Linked DNA regions of Homo sapiens: region 1 is linked to region 2. A link is an interaction called in ENCODE POLR2A ChIA-PET data of the cell type or tissue named here. Cell type or tissue: Panc1. All regions are shown on one strand. Links, peaks and the distances in the headings refer to the core of each region. The heading gives the core; the rest is flanking DNA. Region 1 overlaps ITFG1 (integrin alpha FG-GAP repeat containing 1). Region 2 holds the start of ITFG1-AS2 (ITFG1 antisense RNA 2).

Region 1 (4,329 bases), core at 1-4,000, 180 kb before region 2:
TTTCCAGAAATTCCTGAGAAAGGATGCCTGATAAGTCCTGTCACATCCAAAAAGTTTTTCTACCCACTTTTTTTTTTTTTTTTTTTTAGAGACAGAGTCTCACTCTGTTTCCCAGGCTGGAGTGCAGTGGCACAAGCTCAGCTCACTGGAACCTCCACCTCCCTGGTTCTAGCAATTCTCCTGCCTCAGCCTCCTGAGTAGCTGGGACTACAGGTGCACAACGCCACGCCCAGCGAATTTTGTAGTATTTTAGTAGAGACAGGGTTTCACCGTGTTGCCCGGGCTGGTGTCAAAACTCCTGAGCTCAGGCAATCCACCTGCCTTGGCCTCCCAAAGTGCTAGGATTGTAGGCATGAGCCACCGCGCCCGGCATCTACCCACTCTTAAAAGTTTGGTTAGCTTATTGTGTTCTAGCTTCATGGGTTGCAGTTTTAAAATTCAACCCTCTTCTTTCTCCTAATCTTTTAAATGTAAATTGTTTTAATTTTGGAAGCTATTGGAGTCTCTTCTTTTTCTATTTTGTTCTGATTTCATGATGATGTGCCTTGGTATAGATTTGTTTTTCTTTTTTGATAAAGACAGGGTCTTTCTCTATCACCCAGGTGAAAAAGGAGTGCAGTCACACAGTCATAGCTCACTGTAGGCACCTAATCCTGGGCTCAAGCTGTCCTCCCACCTTCGCCTCCCAAAGTGCTGCAATTACAGGAATGATTATTCTTTACTTATTATGCTAGGCATTATGTGGGCCCTTTCAAGCTAGAGGCCTCTATCCTTGGGAGCTTTTTGAAATACTCTTACATTATTAAATATTTCTTTGAAAAATTTTTTTGTCTCTTTTAGGAGTTTCTATCAGTTGATTAGTCTGCCTGGGTTCATCCTTTATTCCTTTATCTTATCTGTTTCTTATTTTTATCATTTAGTTTTGTTTTATTTTCCTTTGCAGGAGGTTTTCTCAACTTTCTCTTTTAAATTCTAAGTCCTTTTTTTTTTTTTTTTTTTTTTGGTGGGGGATGGAGTCTTGCTCTGTTGCCCAGGCTAGATAGAGTGCAATGGTCCAATCTTGGCTCACTGCAATCTCCACCTCCTGGGTTCAAGCGATTCTCCTGCCTCAACCTCCCAAGTAGCTGGGATTAGAGATGCACGCCACCACGCCTGGCTACTTTTTGTATTTTTAATAGTGACAGGGTTTTGCAATGTTGGCCAGGCTGGTCTCAAATTCCTGACCTCAAGTGATCCACCCACCTCCACCTCCACCTCCCAAAGTGCTGGGATTACAGGCGTGAACCACCGCGCCCAGCCAGGTGTCACATTTTTAATTTCCGAGGTTTTTCTTTTGTTTTCTTACTGATGTTGTCTTTTAGCATACTGTTGTTGGTTTGTTTTTTTTTTTATAGACAGACTTTTTTCTCTTAAGTGTAATTTTGAAGTTTTCTTTTGTTGCATTAGTTCTGTTTTCTTCAGGTTCCTTATTGCTATTTGTTTTAGCTCTCTTTAATAGTCAAAGTTTTCTTCAGAAGGCAGGTGTCTACTCACATTTTCAAGTAAGGTGCAAAAGAAATAATTGGAAATGTATTGCCTAGTGGGACTAGTCTACTATCTTTTGCCCTGCATGTATGTTCTTGACAGACTAACATTCTAGAAATAGGGTAGAGCTGTGGGCAAGGGTTAAATTGTTCCTTTTGTAGACTTTTGGTTAACTCCTGTGTCTAGCTTAAGGCCAAAACCTTACCCATTACTGTAATTTAAATCCTTAATTCCTGAGACTTTCCAGAAATACACCACTTGGTTCTTACCTTGCTGAGTGAGAGGGAGAAAGAACTACCACTGATGCATTAAGAAAGTAATTATCTATAGTCTAATTGGAAATTTGCTGTCTTGCTATTTCATCTGAGTAGAATTAAGTATAAAATGAATTAAAGGCCTAATTTTTGCTTGGGTCGCTCAGATAATAAGACTGCAGGACGTTAAGCTTTCAAGATTCATATAAATAATTTTAGAATTATTTTGTTAATAAAAATATATCAATACCTATGAAAAGGAAAAAATAAAAATATACATATAAAGTTAGATATATATGTTTGGATGCTATATTGATTGCCAAGTTTCGTTAAAAAAAATTCCATTCTTAATTTACTAGCTTTCAGAAATAAAATGATTCTTTTAATTTTTACTGTAAATTTTGAATTTATGTTAAAATCCAAACTAAATATTTTATAAATAATATCTTTTAATTGAAAACATCCCAGTGATAATGCTTACTGCTTTGGCAATTATGAGCCTCCATTTGTTAGAAACACCATCCGAATGTCTTGGTGTCCTTGACAAAGGAACTATATAGAAGGGCTATACTAGCCATTGCTTGAACATAATAAACACGTTTTCTCTCGACATATTTCAGATTTGTCTTGTTTCTTGAGACTATTCTGCATTCATTCTGAACTCTTTTTTAGACCAAAGAGGTCTAAATACATGATGGATGAAAAGATAGGAAAGAGAAGGCAATCAGTCAGTTCTGTTAAGTTTTAAGTTTTTCATTGAAAATATTTTTGTGTGGTAGAAATACAGAATTGTCCTTTTCCATTACAACTTGTCTGATATTTGTAAATGCTTGTTTCTTTTAGGAATCACAGTGCATTGATAACAAGTGTAGTCCCTGGGGATTATGATGGAGATTCTCAAATGGATGTCCTTCTGACATATCTTCCCAAAAATTATGCCAAGAGTGAATTAGGAGCTGTTATCTTCTGGGGACAAAATCAAACATTAGGTGAATTTGTTTTAAAAATTTTTAATATTTATCATTGAATATGAAGGTAAATGTAACAAAATATTGTTCTGAAATCAGTTCAAAAATACTGTTCTTGGGTGTCAATAATTGTAAAACCTTTTTTCAAAGTTTATTTCCTGATTTTTCTTTTTCAACCCTGAACTGGGCAGGGATCACTTCTACTGACAAACTTCATTCTTACTAGCTTAAAGAGGACAGAGATTTATTAAAGGATTTTAGTGGCTCACAGAATCATTGAGATGGCTAAAGAATAAACTCTAGGTTGAGCTTTCAGGAGCAATCCCAATATCATCAAAAAAGCTACTGCCTCTTTCCCCTATCAGAAGTGGCTAGTTACACAACTGCTGCCAGAATGATGCTGTGCCTGCAGTGATTCTCACTAGCAAAATGAATGCTGCACCTGGTCTCTTGATACTCCCAAATTCAGTGAGCAGACACAGATAGAAATAGCAGAGAAACAGCCTTTACCTCATTCATGCCTTTAAGACTCACAGTGTATCTGATTGGCAAGGCTTAACTTTTATTCAGCATCTCAGATGCCACAATATCTGGAAAATGCTATTTTTGGTTTCTAGTCTCCTTAGCACAGGAAAGCACAAAAAAGTTGAAGTATGGTTCGAGAGTCAGTCTACCATACCTAGTCACAAATCATCAAGCCTTATCTGAAAAGCCAATTAGTTATACCTAAATAGGCAACTTTGTTCATGGAGCCAAATTTCAGTCATGTTTTCTGCACCATTTGGGAATGTAAACAGTAATCGCGATACATTATATTCATTAAGTCAATAAATATTTACAGAGGGAGTACCATGCACAAAGCTTGTATATAAGCATGTACATTTTAGAACCAGGAAGTTTTGCATATGTGGCCTTCTTTACACCAAAACCTTGTTAATTGTCAACCTCTCTAGCACTAAATTGTGTAAAGACAAAGACTCAGCTAGCAAATATTTAGATGCATACCTCAAAAGGAGGTTATTGTAATGCTAGTCTTCACTGTAGAATGTATTCTCCCAATATTTTGTCTTTGCAAGCTTGATGTTCATTTGAACTAGATTTATAGTATCTCATTAATGATAATAGTTGGAATAAATCAGAGATAAATCTAGAAAAGAGTAGAAGAATATTTTTTCCTAAGCATAGATATCAAAAGTAATATAAAATGCCTGCTAATTCATATATATATATATCTTTTTTGCAGATCCTAACAATATGACCATACTCAATAGGACTTTTCAAGATGAGCCACTAATTATGGAGTAAGTATGGGCTTGCTTCCTTTGAAACGATTTTAAACTTAAACATAAAATAAAATCTTCACATAGGAAACTACTTTGCTTAGTAATAAAAATACTAAATTCACTCAGAGGCCTGTACCTTTGATTATATTGTATTTATTTGCCATCAGATAGGACAAAGAAAAATGAAATTTATTATTTTGGAAAGTAGAAGAGATTTGTGTTTTTATTTCAGTCGCTTCAAATGTGTCCATTATGGATCTATGCTGTCATTACTGAAAGAATTAAGATACCTGTTTTTGA
Region 2 (4,408 bases), core at 139-4,138:
CACGTTTGTGTGTATCCAGTTTCTCTGTGTGTGTGGTCCTATTTCTGTGCCTTCTATTTTGGTGCCTTACCTTAATTATCAGTCTGTGCACTGATTCCACATAGTATTAATCATTCTAGCTCTAAAATAATGTTTGATATCTGATAGGGAAATACCTTCCCATGTAATTTTGTCTTCAGAATTGTCTTGACTATTCTTGTCCCTTTGTCCCTTCACATGAATTTAGAATTAATTTTTCTTATTTGACCAAAAAAAATTCTGTTGACTTCTTGATTGATTTGATTACATTTTATTTAAAGATTAATTTTTGAGGAACTATTTGTGATGTTGAATCTTCCATTCCATAACATTTATTCACATTGTCTTTACATTTCCCCTGGTAATGTTTTGCCATTATCTTCATAAAACTCCGACACAGCTTTTGCTAGATTATTTTTTAAAACTTAGAGATTTCATTGTTATTGAATGAGATTTTTTTTTCCTATTACTTTTCTAATGACTATTATTGAAATTTAAGGAGGCTATTGATTTTGGTATGTGGATCTTATATTCATCAATCTGACTATTTTCTTATTCTAATAATTGGCATATTCTCTTGGATTTCCTATATAGATAATTATTTCATTTGAAAATAAAAATGATCTCTTGCTATGTAAGTATTGTATCTCTTCTTTCTTTTTTAGTCTTATTGCATTGGCCAGGACCTTCATTACAGTGTTGAGTAGTCATGGTGTTATTTGGTATCATTGACTTGTTCATGACCATACATTCTTTTTATTCAGAAGAGTTTATTTTGTAATATGTAACAGAACCATGTATGACTTAATAGAATGTAAATATAGTACAGTACTTTTTATTTTATTTATTCTTCTAATCACAGATTATAGCAATTTAGGAAGTACAAATTTTAAAAGCTTAAAAATCACCCAGAGATGATCACTGTTTGCATTTTGATATGTGGCAGAATCACAAATTAGGTTTTAAAGTCAGTCTAAAAATGGCAGAATTACTCTTTAAAATCCATTAAATCACTCACAAGTTAAAATATACATATATGGATTTGTGTCATCTTCCCTATACATATACAGTAATATATATTGTAAGATAAAATGGAGAAGATTACATATGAAAACACAATTCTCTAGCCTTTTTACTATACCTCTACAGTTGGTGAAAAACAGATTATATATTGATCTCCTACAGCATGTCAAGCATGCAGTTGGATTCAGAACGTTAAATCTGTGTGGATTAACTCCAGCATGTACGTGATTTTTATCTTACTAGCTTGAGAAGCTATGCTTGTGTGATGCAACTCTCTCATATAAAATGTACTGTATTTTATATAGCTATATTTTATAAATACCTATTATTGTGTATTTACTTGATAGCATTATTATTTAGCCCCATAAGTGACATTTCACAAACAGTGCCCTGTATAATCCAAAAACAGCAGTTGAAGAAATATAATAACAAAGGAGAGGACTGGGATTCTCAAATCCAAAGAAAATATATTATTCCAGGTCCTTTCAGGAAGTAGACATTCAATGTCAGCTAAACAGAGTAGAATAACAGATTCATACATGTCAGGTACATGTGGAAATTTAGCAAAAGATTTATGAACATGAACCCAAGCAGAGGAAACTATTAAAAATAACAGACATGTGATATGTAAAATTCACCAGATAAAATCCCTGGTTGTGTTAGCCACACTTTCAAAATTCTATTGTTCATAAGTCTTAGAAATTCCTTCCCTCCCCTTCTTCCCATAGTGAACAGAGTTTGAATTATATTTCAATTCTTTACATACTACAGAGTTTGAAATAGAATTCTAAAGAGTGAAGGAACAATCATGGACTTTCTGAAAGGCTTTTTCATTATGGCTATGGTATTTAAGCAGACTTACTCAGATTTTGTTCCACAAAACATCTATTGGACTAATGGCCTTTCCCACTGTAGTTCATCTCTCTACGTCTTCAACAGCTTGTTAGCAGACGTAACAAGCTGTTACGTCTATATAAGGATATATAGAAGTGAGAGTTTATTAGTGGTATTTTCTACAAATTTTCATTATCATAGGTATTCTATTGTTTGGCAGTTTTAAAGCTACCATTATAATAAGAAGAGAGAATTTCATCTCATAGCATGTGAAGCTTAAATCTTCAATTGGGTCACTTGGGGTCACCTAAGGCCAACAGTAACCTGAAAAGGAAAAAAGTTTTCAGTTTTTTTTACTAGAAGGGCTAATTGTGTTACATCTGTTCTTTCTTTCAGCCCAAGTTTTAGTTAATTGTCTAAGTGTTCTGTTCTCTGCTTAGCAAAGGATTTAATAGCTGATTTTATATACATTCCTGGTTTAATCTTACTTTAATACACTTTCATTGATAGGATAAATGCACCTTCTTAAGGTGGGCAATTCTGTTAACTCAGCATGGTCAAACTTTTCTCAAGATGATAAGATTGAATCTTACATTTGGTTAGTTCTTTTTTTTTCTTTTTATGAGATGGAGTCCCTCTGTCCCCCAGGCTGGAGTGCAATGGCGTAATCTTGGCTGACCACAACCTCCACCTCCCAGGTTCAAGCGATTCTCCTGCCTCAGCCTCCCGAGTAGTTGGGATTACAGGCACCCACCACCACACCCAGCTAATTTTTGTATTTTTAGTAGAGATGGGGTTTCACCATGTTGGTCAAGCTAGTGTTGAACTCCTGACCTCAAGCAGTCCACCTACCTCGGTCTCCCAAAGTGCTGGGAATACAGGCGTGAGCCACCACGCCCAGCCGATTAATTCTTGTATCTCATAGTTATTAAAGTACATGGATTTCTTACCTTTTATGAGCTAATGAATATTTTGTAGTAACCCTGGAGGAGGAGTTTGCAGTGAGCCAAGATCACACCACTGCACTCCAGCCTGGGCAACAGAGTGAGACTCCATCTCTAAATAAATAAATAAATAAATAAATAAACAAACAAACTAATAGATTCTTTTGAATATAGGTAAATTAAAACATGACAAAATATTTTCTACTCACCTATTTGACAGAAACTTTTCAGCAGTCACAGTGTTATATTCCATTAGGTTTCCCTTTCAGTTGGCCTCCCTCTACAAAAGATGCTCGCTTCCTTTTTTCATTCAGGTAACATGTGCTGTCTCCCCCACTGAGTCACATATCCTAGACACTGACTGGGGATAAATGGATTGCATTTGCCCAGAGATAAAGTGAACTTTATTGTGAATATCAATTAATTGCCTTTGACTATTTCTTGTTGTCAGTAGCATATGTTGCAAAACACTTCAATAATATTTAGTATTTCTAAGTGAAAGTTTTATATCAGCTTAGCTAAGCATTCTGCACTTACCGATAGTAGGCAGCATGGGTTTCAGAGCATCATTTTTTTAATGTTTAATTTTTAGAGGATTCCTAATGGACTTATTTGTGTTTCTTCTTAATTTGTTTTTCTTCTCCATGTAGAACTGGCTTTCCTAAGGTTTATACAGTAAGACAGACGTATCCCCACATTGAAGCTCTTTCCATTTGAGTCTAGGCTGATAATGAAATTGGGGAATTAAGGAAGAGAGTTAAAGACAGTCTGGAAGAGGAGAACTCACTGAATATAGAAATGACTAAAATGGACATGAGCTCTAAGGACAGCCAAGGAGAAAAATCAGACTTTAAGTTAAATGATCCATAAGCTACCTCTCTTAATGAGAAGTAAGACAGTTGCTTACAGCACATTAACCACCTAGAATAACCCAGACCTCATCAAGTGGTAGTGTATTGAGTAACACCACCAATTTTATAGCCTTTGAAGATAAATTAAAACCAGCCTCAAAAAAATTGCATACTAGATATACAAATATTGGCATATTCAGAGAAGCAACATTTAATATGTACATTTTACACATTATGTCACTTAAACATTTACCATGGGTTTTTTAAATAGGTTGAAATGTTCTGCAGTTAACTTTTGTATTAACCACTTTGTTGAGATATAATTCACACACCATACAATTCACCCATTTATTCTATACAATTTAGTGGCTTTTAAAAGTGTATTCAGGCTGGGCGCAATGGCTCACGCCCGTAATCCCAGCACTTTGGGAGGCCGAGGCAGGCAGATCACTTGAAGTCAGGAGTTCGAGACCAGCCTGGCCAACATGGTGAAACCCCATCTCTACTAAAAATGCAAAAATTAGCTGGGCGTGGTGGCGCGTGCCTGTAATCCCAGCTACTCAGGAGGCTGAGGCAGGAGAATCACTTCTACCTGGGAGGCAGAGATTGCGGTGAACCGAGATCACACTACTGTACTCCAGCCTGGGCAACAGAGCTGGACTTCAATTAAAAAAAAATGTATTCATATTGTTGTGCATCCATCATCACAAGCAATTTTAGGACATTTTATTACCCTAA

The links. ChIA-PET counts read pairs that join two places held together with the same protein. Peaks named below come from ENCODE experiments on the same cell type or tissue, not always from the same donor. Only the 100,000 strongest peaks of a DNase experiment are listed, where the experiment ranks them.
Region 1: POLR2A ChIA-PET joins it to region 2 with 16 read pairs; 2 of 35 experiments call an interaction of 5 or more read pairs at or near these places.

The regions. Positions count from the first base shown.
Region 1 is chr16:47,452,451-47,456,779 of GRCh38, reverse strand. ITFG1 (integrin alpha FG-GAP repeat containing 1) reads left to right here. Exons shown (of 18, transcript NM_030790.5): 3 at 2,622-2,767; 4 at 3,990-4,047. Among named protein-coding and RNA genes, the nearest start is that of ITFG1, 6.4 kb to the left of the region's middle. In Panc1, for the core only: no CTCF peak of the experiment used is centred there; no DNase peak of the experiment used is centred there.
Region 2 is chr16:47,272,345-47,276,752 of GRCh38, reverse strand. The region is part of intron 10 of ITFG1 (integrin alpha FG-GAP repeat containing 1); the gene reads left to right. ITFG1-AS2 (ITFG1 antisense RNA 2) reads right to left here and starts at 3,781. Exons shown (of 3, transcript XR_007065056.1): 1 at 1-3,781. In Panc1, for the core only: no CTCF peak of the experiment used is centred there; no DNase peak of the experiment used is centred there.